2 separate regions of the Homo sapiens genome follow, and region 1 is linked to region 2. The links are chromatin contacts, found by Hi-C or POLR2A ChIA-PET in ENCODE. All regions are on one chromosome and are shown on one strand. Each heading gives the region's core, a stretch centred on a gene start or an enhancer-like site at or near the end of the contact. The rest is flanking DNA. Distances are from core to core; before and after follow the strand shown. Region 1 overlaps NXN (nucleoredoxin). Region 2 holds the start of TIMM22 (translocase of inner mitochondrial membrane 22).

What was found. Hi-C counts contacts between places; a loop is a spot of excess contacts on that map. ChIA-PET counts read pairs that join two places held with the same protein, here RNA polymerase II (POLR2A). Pooled maps may share reads with other maps.
Region 1: a loop to region 2 is called in a pooled map, with 2.9 times the contacts of the local background. The contact joins the enhancer-like site here to the promoter of TIMM22 in region 2. A Hi-C loop is called at or near these places in 1 of 168 maps with a recorded cell type or tissue (gastrocnemius medialis) and 2 of 50 pooled maps. POLR2A ChIA-PET finds 5 or more read pairs at or near these places in 5 of 52 experiments (AG04450, GM10248, OCI-LY7 and 2 more).

Annotation. Positions count from the first base shown.
Region 1 is chr17:857,604-863,280 of GRCh38, reverse strand. The region is part of intron 1 of NXN (nucleoredoxin); the gene reads left to right. Among named protein-coding and RNA genes, the nearest start is that of MRM3, 78 kb to the right of the region's middle. Within about 2 kb of position 4,385, at least 12 of the 41 ENCODE cell types and tissues checked have a DNase peak (open chromatin) inside an H3K27ac peak, as active enhancers do; they include gastrocnemius medialis, where a contact is called at or near this core.
Region 2 is chr17:993,695-999,575 of GRCh38, reverse strand. TIMM22 (translocase of inner mitochondrial membrane 22) reads right to left here and starts at 2,447. Exons shown (of 4, transcript NM_013337.4): 1 at 2,196-2,447; 2 at 601-797; 3 at 1-64. The coding sequence starts at 2,433. RefSeq lists an enhancer at 1,734-2,425.

The DNA.
Region 1 (5,677 bases), core at 3,136-5,635, 140 kb after region 2:
TAGGAGAATCACTTGAACCCAGGTGGAGGTTGCAGTGAGCTGAGATCGCGCCACTGCACTCCAGCCCAGGTGACAGAGTGAGACTCTGTCTCAAAAAAACAAAGAAGACAGAACAGTATTCGCAGGATGTGAAACCCATGTATGCAGAGGCTGGTTTTTCCTACACTCAGGCTCTGCTGGGCTGATTGTGGGACTTCAGTATATGCGGATTTTGGAATATGTGGGGGTCCCAGAACCAATCCCCTGAGTATACTGTGGGGCATTTGAAAATAGATTATATTTATCATGATATTTCATTCCTAAACCTTCATTATCTCCTAAAAACAAGGGTGTTCTCTTCCTAGCAATAATACCGTTATCATACCCAAGAAATGTAGCATTGATACGTTTAGAGCATAGGTCTGTTGTCTTGCAGAATTTTCCAGAGTCTGAATTTGTCAAATGGTTCCCTCGTGATTACATCCAGGCCAAACATTTCTGGCAGGAATGCCGCAGAGCTCCTGTTGCATCTCACCAGGAGCCACATCATAGTTCCGTCCTGTTATTGATGATGCTGAGGTTAAACATTTGGTTGAGCTAATGTCTGCCAGATCACTCTACTTTGTAAAGGTAGTTTCTCCTTTGTAACTAACGAGCAGTAAGTGGTGTGATACTTTAGGACCGTAGGAATGTTCTCCTCCCAGTAACTTGTTACCCAGTGGCTTCACATCCACTGATATGTGATGATTCTTTCATGAATCTGTTTTATTTGTTTTAAGAGACAGGGTCTTGCCCCATCACCCAGGCTGGGTTGCAGTGGCAGAATCATAGCTCGCTGTAGCCTCTAACTCCTGGATTCAAGCGATCCTCCCTCCTCAGCCTCCTGAGTAGCTGGGACTACAGGCATGGGCCACCACACCCACCTAAGTTTTATTTTTATGTTTATGTTTTTGAGATGGGGTCTTACTATGTTGCCGAAGCTGATCCCGAATTCCTGGTCTCAAGGGAGCCTCCCACCCTGGCCTCCCAAAGCTCTGGGATTACAGGTGTGAGCCACCGTGCCTGGCCTCCTGAATCTGTTTCTACATTGATTATTGCAGAATCCTGGGCTTTAAATTGTCACTCCTTCTACATTTATTACCTCACATTCCTTTATGAAGAGCCCCTCATTGGCTGAACACGGTGGCTCACGCCTGTAATCCCAGCACTTTGGGAGACTGAGGCTGGTAGATCGCTTGAGCTCAGGAGTTCGAGACCAGCCTGGGAAACGTGGTGAAACCCCGTCTCCATCAAAAATACAAAACATTAGCCAAGTATGGTGGTTCATGCCTGTAATCCCAGCTACTTGGGAGGCTGAGGTGAGAGGATTGCTTGAGCCCAGGAGACAGAGGTTGCAGTGAGCTGAGATCATGCCACTGCACTCCAGCCTGGGCGACAGAGCAAGACTGTCTCAATTTAAAAGAAAAAACAAAAAAAGAGCCCCTCATGTTCTTCCACTCCATTTTTTAGTATCATTTCAGACTCATGGATTAAAAAAAAAAAAATCTATTGCTGTAGCTTATTAAATTCACTATTTTTTACCGTATCCCAAATTTGGTAAGTAGGAGTCTTTTCAAGATGGCTCTTGAGTCTTTTAACATGTTCCCAGCATCGTGTAAGCATTTGCTTGCTTTTCTGGCACTCAGTGAGACGTTCAGGCTCAGCTTGGCCTCTCCCTCCCCTAGTCTTGGAATCAGCTCTTCCTCTGAGAAATCCTCCTTCCCTTTGGTGGAGGGATGGTCCTTAGAAACCAACATCTGGTCATGAAGTGTGTTCCTTGCTGGGCCTCTCACTGCCTCTAGCCACTTTCAATAGAAAGAGCAAAGAATGGTCAGGCGCGGCGGCTCACGCCTGTAATCCCAGCACTGTGGGAGGCCGAGGTGGGCGGATCACCTGAGTTCAGGAGTTCAAGACCAGCCTGGCCAACATGGTGAAACCCCGTCTCTACTAAAAACAGAAAAATTAGCCGAGCATAGTGGCACTTGTTTGTAACCCCAGCTACTCAGGAGGCCGAGCCACACAAATCACTTGAACCCAGGAGGCGGAGGTTGCAGTGAGCCGAGATGGTGCCACTGCATTCCAGCGCAGGCGACAGAGTGAAACTGTGTCTCAAAAAAAAGAAAGAGCTGAGAAATTTAAATGTGTTTTAAAATCTTGAGTTGATACTGATATGTTGCACTCAGAACCAGCTGCCCAGGGCCCTTCCTTACTTCCCCAGTCCGTATCTGTGTTCCTCTCATCCCACTGTGATAACCTTGTTTACAGATTTGCAACATCCGTAATCATGGCCAGCAGTGATCCTAACAAGTCAAGTTCAAACTTTCTTTTCAGTTCTTTTTGTCCTTAGATCACATCCAAGAAAGGAGGAATAGTCAGAGAGCTAGATCCAAAAGTCACTTAAATTATTTGCCTTTTTGTCTAGATAGGTAATAGTTACTATTAGAGTTAGGGTCACATGTTTCTGCTCATATTAAACTTTAGGATTTGCTGTTTGCTCCTACTTTTGACTTGATTTTATTCTTTTAGTAAAAGTAAAATGTTTACGAGGTTCAAAAGTCAAAACTATGCAGGCCGGGCGCGGCGGCTCACGCCTGTCATCCCAGCACTTTGGGAGGCCAAGGTGGGTGGATCACCTGAGGTCAGGAGTTCAAGACCAGCCTGGCCAGGATGGCGAAACCCTGTCTCTATGGAAAATACAAAAATTAGCCGGGCGCGGTGGCTCACGCCTGTCATCCCAGCACTTTGGGAGGCCAAGGTGGGTGGATCACCTGAGGTCAGGAGTTCAAGACCAGCCTGGCCAGGATGGCGAAACCCTGTCTCTATGGAAAATACAAAAATTAGCCGGGCGCGGTGGCTCACGCCTGTCATCCCAGCACTTTGGGAGGCCAAGGTGGGTGGATCACCTGAGGTCAGGAGTTCAAGACCAGCCTGGCCAGGATGGCGAAACCCTGTCTCTATGGAAAATACAAAAATTAGCCGGGCGCGGCGGCACACGCCTGTCATCCCAGCTACTCAGGAGGCTGAGGCAGGAGAATCACTTGAACCCAGGAGGCGGAGGTTGCAGTGAGCTGAGATCAGGTCACTGCCCTCCAACCTAGGCAACAGAGCAAGACTATGTCTTAAATAATAATAATAATAATAATAAATTTTTTAAAGTTAAAAGTATATAACATAATATACAAAGAGAAGGCTCACTTTCACTGCCGGGAGTGAGCGTTTTCCTTAGCTTCTGACTCACCCTTTCCAACTTCCTTACTGCAGAAGTAACCCACACCTCTCTGCCCTGGGCCCTTTGCTTGATGCTTACAAAGGAAGGGTCTGAGATGCTGGTTCTCAGGATCGGCTATGACCAGAGGAGACACATTAGAACAGATTGGAGTTCCTGCTCTTCCCTCTGTTAATTTGCTCGGTTTTGCCTGTTGTTTAGTCACCTATGAAAAGTCAGAGTACCCCGTGGAGGACAGGGAAGGGGTGTCTGGAACGGCCTGAGGGCCAGGCCTTTCAGAGAGAAGGAAGCAGCCTGAGTTTGGTTTGGATGGTCCATTGAATCGCGTTTGATGGGAGTGGAGCTGACTGTGGTGTCCCCAGAGCAGATCTGGGATCCGTGAAACAGGTCGTGACAGAGCAGATCAGTTGTTTCTCTGGCAGGCCCGTCCGTGCAGCTGTTGTTTTGTATTTGAGTAGTTTGCGTTTCCCTTTCCTTTTCATACAAGATTATCTGGTCCTAATCCCCTCCCTCCTGCATAAGGGTTGCTGGGAACCATTTTTTTTTCTTTTGAATAAACGTCTTGGGGAAGTCAACTTTTCACATTTGTTGTTGTTCTTTACTTGACATTAAGGAGCTTTTATAAGCAATTAAAACTAGGAGAAAACCCAAACCAAAAATTTCCCCTAAACTCCCCGTGACCTCAGTCGGAATCGCTCCAGTATTCCTGGTCTTAACTCCTTTGGTGAATTTAGAGAGCGACTCTTTATTCCACTTCCAAACGACCGCTTTGAACTATCGGTCAGCGTGGATAAACACATCTCAGGGAGGGGGCCCATGAAATATGGTTGTGGGCTCAGACTGAGAAGGCCTCATTTTCAAACTAGAGCTGGACGGGAAACTGCATCTGAAAGTATTTCCTGGAATAGCTTGCTCCGTTTCTTGAGTGGCAAGTTTTTTTGGTAAAGATACTCTCCCAGACAGTGGAGGTGCCATGGCCTTCGAACCAGATCCTTCCAATAGTAAATCATGTTGTCAGTTCCTCCTTGGTGGATGGGATCCATTTGTATCATGCCAGAGAGCCTTCAAAGTAGGGTCAAGAAACCCAGAAAATTGGCCCCTGCCTGCTCTTGGCTGGCTATGGGATAGAAAGAGAAGCCTGAGGGCAATCGAGCAAATTAACAGAGTGAGGGAAGAGCAGGAACTCCAATCTGTTCTAACAAGTTTCCTCTGGTCATAGCTGATCCTGAGAACCAGCATCTCAGACCCTTCGTGTGTAAGCCGTAGGGCTGTTTTCTTTTTTTCTTTCTTTCTTTCTTTTTTTTTTTTGAGACGGAGTCTCGCTCTGTCACCCAGGCTGGAGTGCAGTGGCGCGATCTTGTCTCACTGCAACCTCCGCCTCCCAGGTTCACACACAGGCTGCTGTCTCAGCCTCCCCAGCAGCTGGGACTACAGGCGCCCGCCACCATGCCAGGCTAATTTTTTTGTATTTTTAGTAGAGATGGGGTTTCACCGTGTTAGCCAGGATGGTCTCGATCTCCTGACCTCGTGATCTACCAGCCTCAGCCTCCCAAAGTGCTGAGATTACAGGCGTGAGCCACCGCGCCCAGCCTGTAGGGCTGTTTTCTATAGCTCAGCCGTCCAGTATCACCTTTGTGGTTCTTTCATGTCAATACCAGCTATATTACCATTTACTTACATTTTTCTTTAAATATACTCATTTTAAAAATTTAGATTTAGGCTGGACGTGGTGGCTCATGCCTGTAATCCCAGCACTTTGGGAGGCCAAGGCGGGTGGATCCCTGGAACTCAGGAGTTCAAGACCAGCCTGGCCAACATGGCAAAACCTCATCTCTATAGAAAAAATACAAAAATTAGCCGCAACATGGTGAAACGTCGTCTCTACACAAAAATACAAAAGTTAGCCAGGTGTGGTGGTGCATACCTGTGACCCCATTACTCGGGAGGCTGGGGTGGGAGGATCACTTGAGCCTGGGAGGTCGAGGCTGCAGTGAGCCAAGATTGCGCCACTGCACTCCAGCCTGGGGCGACAGAGCGAGACCCCATCTCAAAAAAAAAAAAAAAAGATTTATATCTTTGGTTAAAAAGGAAGATGAGCAGGTGTTAGAGAAACGTTAGTAATTTATTGACATCAAAGCAAGACTCTTCTCTTAAAGTAATTGGAAGGACCGAAAGAAAACTACAAAAGGAATAACCTTCTCACTCTTCTATTCAGTGTTATTTAGTGAGGGATACTCGTGCCACCTAGAGGAGGTCTCTACCAGGTATCGGTGAAGAATTCCACTTAGAGGATGCTTGCCCCCTGCCCTATTTTGATGGCCCTGGTGATATCTGGGATGGTGGTGACCATTGAGAAAGAGAGCTACAGCTTTTATGCTCAGCTTTTTAGAATATTCTTGAAAACTGAAGGTTTCACGGTAGTTTTAGGTATGT
Region 2 (5,881 bases), core at 1,198-3,697:
CAATAGCTCCTCCCGTGATGCAGCCACTGATGACACTGTTCTTCCAGTCTGATGTTCCCCGGTACTGTGGGCAGGGAAGTACACGTTAGAGCCAAAGAAACAAGCCAAGGCAGACCATTAAGGAGGAATACACAGGGTTGCTCGTTAGCTCATTCAGTCCCTACCCAAAGGAAACCTAATCTTTCTTGAAAATATAGTTCCTAAGTATACAGCGTGTATATATATATATATATATATATATATATATATATAGTATGCGTTCATAGATGCTTCCTGCAGGTGGCACCAGAGTGCTGAAACCAAGCCCAGCATTTGGAATGTAATCAAAATTTCTTCAAGGGGCTCTCCAATAAGTCTCGTTTAAAATCATTAGCTAACTTCTAGCCTACAAAAAGTAAAAAATAATGCAAGCCCATACTGTAAACACACACAAAGTCTGCCACAGGGACTATTTTATGGAAGTTCAACCTAGAATGTATCTGATGCTTCTGATTTGCTTTCTAGTAACAACTTTCAAATGACTTTTAAAGAGCAATTTCTCTTTAAAAGTAATGAAATGGTGGCCCCAGCAAGGATTTCTTAGAAGGCAGAGACACTTACAGATTCTATCAAACACTCAGTACAAGAAAACATGGCTCCCACAATGGCGAAATTTTTGGCATAGGACATTCCTCTCTGCCCCATGTCTTTCAGCACTTCTTTTGCAGTCGGTGTACGGTAAGGATCCTTAGGGTCAAAGCCCACGTTGGTATCGATGCCAGCGGTAAACACCCCAAATGCACCTCCTAAGACAAATCCTAGAAGCAAACACAGAGATGAAGGTGTCTTTGGCATGTTTTCTGCATTACTCTATTGGGATCATCCTGGAAGGGACCATGCTTTTGGATGACCACCGGTGCAGAGGACACCCCCCTCTTGCCACTCAAACTCTCCACTTGCCTGGAGACTTGCAATCCAGGGTCTATGTTACTGACATCATCTTCTCCGTCTCTAAGATTTCTTCCTCCTGTCATTCCCTAACATTTCTCAAGATTCCATCTTTAACCCTCTATTCTCTCTACATTCTCTCATATGTAAACCAGCCACCCTCAACTTCAGCTATCAACTTTGCAAATCACTCTCTTGGCCACTGTGACATTCACAGTAATGCTTTACTGAGCACATGCCAGTATGCCACAGCCTCATTCATTCTTCACAATAATCCAGTGAGACAGATGCTATTAGCCTCTCCTTTCTATAAACTGAGGCTCAGAGAGGTTAAGCAACTTCTCCCAAGGCCACACAGCTACCTAATGGCAAATCCCACACTGCTGCCACATCTGTCCTTCCTGAGCCGGCTGGACATGTCCAGATGGATGCCCTCTCATGACCTCATGGTCAATATGAGTTTAATAAAATCATGGGCACCTCCCCTTCAACTTAAGGGAAAAACAGAAGGACAAGTGCAGACTTCGTCTCTCCTTGCTCGGGGCTGTCTAGTCACAATGGTCTTTCAGTTTTTCAAACCTCAAACAACTGCTGCCCTAGAGTCGTCTGCATGTGCATTTCCATATGTCTGCATCCTTCCTCTGCAGTGTTCCTGCTCAACATTCTTCTCCACATAGTATAATACAGGCCCCATGAAGACCAGGCTCTTGTCTCTTTCACCTGGCACGTGATATTGCTTAGGAACAATTTGTTGAAAGAATTATTTAAGAGAATGAATTTAAGGGAATGAACGGATGAATGAAGTCACCCACGTAATAACTTTTTGTTGTTGTTTTTGAGACGGAGTCTCGCTCTGTCGCCCAGGCTGGAGAGCAGTGGCACATCTCGGCTCACTGCAAGCTCCGCCTCCTGGGTTCAAGCGATTCTCCTGCCTCAACCTCCCGAATAGCTGGGACTACAGGCGCCCACCACCACGTCCAGCTAATTTTTTGTATTTTTAGTAGAGACGGGGTTTCACCGTGTTAGCCAGGATGTCATGTAATAACTTTCAGGCCCCAACCACAGCACCGATTCTCTAACCCAATTTTCATCAGGAAAGCCGGCCTGAGGGGGCAGGAGAGGTGACGCCCGATTCACGAACGAGGCGAGGGTGTGGTCAAGGTCAAGGCCCGCAGTCCCTCGCCTCCCAGGCGCGTGGTCTTCTCGGCAGAGATCCCCACTGCCGTCCAGGCCCTCAGCCTCCCAAGGGTCCCATCGCCCGGCCTCACCTCCCACGCAGGCCAGCGCAGCCTTGAAAGCGCAGCTTTCCATCGCCTTCTCGATCATCTTCTGCTCCTCACTCTTGGCTGGACTTGGGATCCCGCCCAGGCTCCCAGGCTCCAGGAGCCGGGGCTGACGCTTGTCACCCACCAGGTACTGCAGGAGCAGGCTGTACTGCAGCGGAGCTTCGGCGGAACCCGCTGTCTCAGGGGCCGAGCCTCCGGCATTGGGGGCGGCCGCCGCCATGACAGTCGCTGCCCAAGCAACCCTCGCGTCCTTCTCCCCGCAGCAGATTCGACAAGCGTCACGTTGCGGGCCCTGAGACTAGCCACTGTGATGCAACGGCAGATTCGCCGCAGGAGGAAGCCGCGGCCGCAACGCTCCTGGTGCGCACACCAGCGAGACCGCTATCATGTTTCCAAAAAGAAAGCCTCTTGTGAAAATGGAATTGGGCTTGGACAGCTTTCCCCATGTCACAGACAAACGAGATTCAGATTCACCAGAAAGCGCCCTCACGGTCGGGGCTGCAGCGCGGTGAGTACCGGGATTTGTAGTTCTAATCCGACACCCAACTACATTTCCCAGGAAGCGTTGCGCGTGCTCTCGCGCCTCGGCCCCGCGCGGGGCTCTTACGAGCTCCTGAGGGGAGCGAGGAGTGGCCGCGCGCTCCGGGGCTGCCGTGCTCCGGATCGCCGGGAGGGGACGCGCGAGCATTGTCGCTGCCCTTTCCACCTCGTGCTGTCATCGGGCGGTGAGGCGTTAAATCCCGTGGTCCCGGAAGGTGCGGTGAGAGGTGGATGCTTTGTAGATAAGCGTGAACTTGTGCTGTAAATGCACGGACCGGGCGCGGGGGCTCACGCCTGTCATCCAGCACTGTGGGAGGCCGAGGCCGGTGGATCACGAGGTCAGGAGTTCGAGACCAGTCTGACAAACATGGTGAAACCCCATCTCTACTAAAAATTAAAAAAATAAAAAATAAAAAAATTAGCTGGGCATGGTGGTGCACGCCTGTATTCTCAGCTACTTAGGAGGCTGAAGCAGGAAACCCCGTCTCTACTAAAAATATAAAAATTAGCCAGGTGGCGGCAGGCGCCTGTAATCTCAGTTACTCGGGAGGCTGAGACAGGAGAATCTCTTAAACCCGGGAGGTGGAGGTTGCAGTGAGCCAAGATCGCACCATCGCACTCCAGCCTGGGCGACAAGAGCAAGACTCCGTCTCAAAAAAAAAAAAAAAAAAAAAAAAATCCTAACTGACAGCATTTGCTGACTTGTGTGGTGTTAATATCCCCATCATGGCTGATTTCAAACTACCAAGCGAGGTCATCAGTCAGAATTGGGAAGACGTACAGCAGCATGTGGTTACATGGTGTTTCTATCACACAGATACAATCTATGGAAATAACCTCAACAGCATAGATAGGAGTACAGTGTAGTAAAATTTTTAGGAGGGGATGAGTTTTGAGCACATATTACCTATTTTTAGTGTAATTTATTATAAATGTATAGAATGTAATTTTTAATAATAACTGTGCTTAACAACCAGCTCAAAAACTCCTGATAATTTGTTGCCTTACTTTTTAAAATTACTCTTTTGAGACAGAGTCTTGCTCTGTCACCCAGGTTGGAGTGCAGTGGTGCAATCTCCGCTCACTGCAACCTGCACCTCCCGGGTTTGAGCGATTCTCCTGCCTCAGCCTCCCGACTAGCTGGGATTACAGGCACATGCCACCATGCCCGGCTAATTTTTGTATTTTTAGTAGAGACAAGGTTTCACCATGTTGGCCAGGCTGGTCTCAAACTCCTGACCTCAGGTGACCCACCCACCTCGGCCTCCCAAAGTGCTTGGATTCCAGGCGTGAGTCACTGCGCCCGGCCAGTTAGGGCCTTTTTGTTATTGTTGTTAAACATTTACCATTATACCACTGCACTGCAAGCATATTTTGGGAACCAAGAACACTTCCTCCTCTTTGAGGAAACCAGAATTGGGGCCTGGAGGCAGAGAAATTGGGAATGGATTTCTGGTCATATCCAGGAAAATCCTAGGGGATGTTGGAGAGAGGTTTTCAGTCCCAAGAATGCTAACACTTTGGCATCATTTTGTACTCCTCGTATGAACAAAACGTGGCCTGGGAACACCTCTGGGCATTTAAGCACACTTTTTGCTAATGGCCTGAAGGCAGTGCCGTAGCAAGCATCTGCCTACTTGGGCCAGGGACTCTCAGAAGATGTTGATCGGAAAAGATTCCTCTGCTGGGCATGGTGGCTCACACCTGTAATCCCAGCACTTTGGGAGGCTGAGGCAGGAAAATTGCTTGAGTCTGGGAAGTTGAGACTGCAGTGAGTCATGATCGTGCCACTGCACTCCAGCATGGACGAGGGAACGAGACCCTGTCTCAAAAAAAAGAAAAAAAAAAGATTAAGTAAACAGTGGTCATTTTATTCAGAGGGCTGAAAAACAATTTCCATCAAGGGCTGCGAAAGGGCTGGGGTGTTCCATAGCCCAGGAGCCTCACAGGTATGTCTGAGTTGTAAGAGGAAGTGAAGTGTCCTTCTTTTAAGGGTCTTGGCTGGGCGCGGTGGCTCACACCTGTAATCTCAGCACTTTGGGAGGCTGAAGCAAGGTCAAGAGATCGAGACCATCCTGGCCAACATGATGAAACCCTGTCTCTGCTAAAAATACAAAAATTAGCTAGGCATAGTGGCTGCACCCCTGTAGTCCCAGCTACTCAGGAGGCTGAGGCAGCAGAATCGCTTGAACCCACGAGGCGGAGCTTGCAGTGAGCCGAGATGGTGCCACTGTACTCCGGCCTGGAGACAGACGGAGACTCCGTGTCAAAAAAAAGAAAAAAAAGGTGGGGGTTGGGTCTTTGGGGTCCCAGAGAAGAAATGGGTGGGACCTAAGGAGCCATACTGGAAACCATACTTTTGGGACATGTTGCCCGAGATGAGGATGGAATACCCCACCCGGCAGAAATGGAGACCAGACAGCTGCACAGTCTTATGTGAGGGTGGATTATGTGAGGTGGATTATGTGAGGGTGGATTATGTGAGGGGTGGATTATGTGAGGGTGGATTATGTGAGGTGGATTATGTGAGGTGGATTATGTGAATGTGGGTGGATTATGTGAGGGTGGATTATGTGAGGGTGGATTATGTGAGGGTGGATTATGTGAGGGTGGATTATGTGAGGTGGATTATGTGAGGGTGAATTATGTGAGGGTGGATTATGTGAGGTGGATTATGTGAGGGTGGATTATGTGAGGTGGATTATGTGAGGGTGGATTATGTGAGGTGGATTATGTGAGGTGGATTATGTGAGTGTGGATTATGTGAGGGTGGGTGGATTATGCGAGGTGGATTATGTGAGGTGGATTACGTGAGGGTGGATTATGTGAGGGTGGATTATGTGAGGGCGGATTATGTGAGGTGGATTATGTGAGGGTGGGTTATGTGAGGGGTGGATTATGTGAGGTGGATTATGTGAGGTGGATTATGTGAGGGGTGGATTATGTGAGGTGGATTATGTGAGGGTGGATTATGTGAGGTGGATTATGTGAGGGTGGATTATGTGAGGTGGATTATGTGAGGTGGATTATGTGAGGTGGATTATGTGAGTGTGGATTATGTGAGGGTGGATTATGTGAGGGTGGATTATGCGAGGTGGATTATGTGAGGGTGGGTGGATTATGCGAGG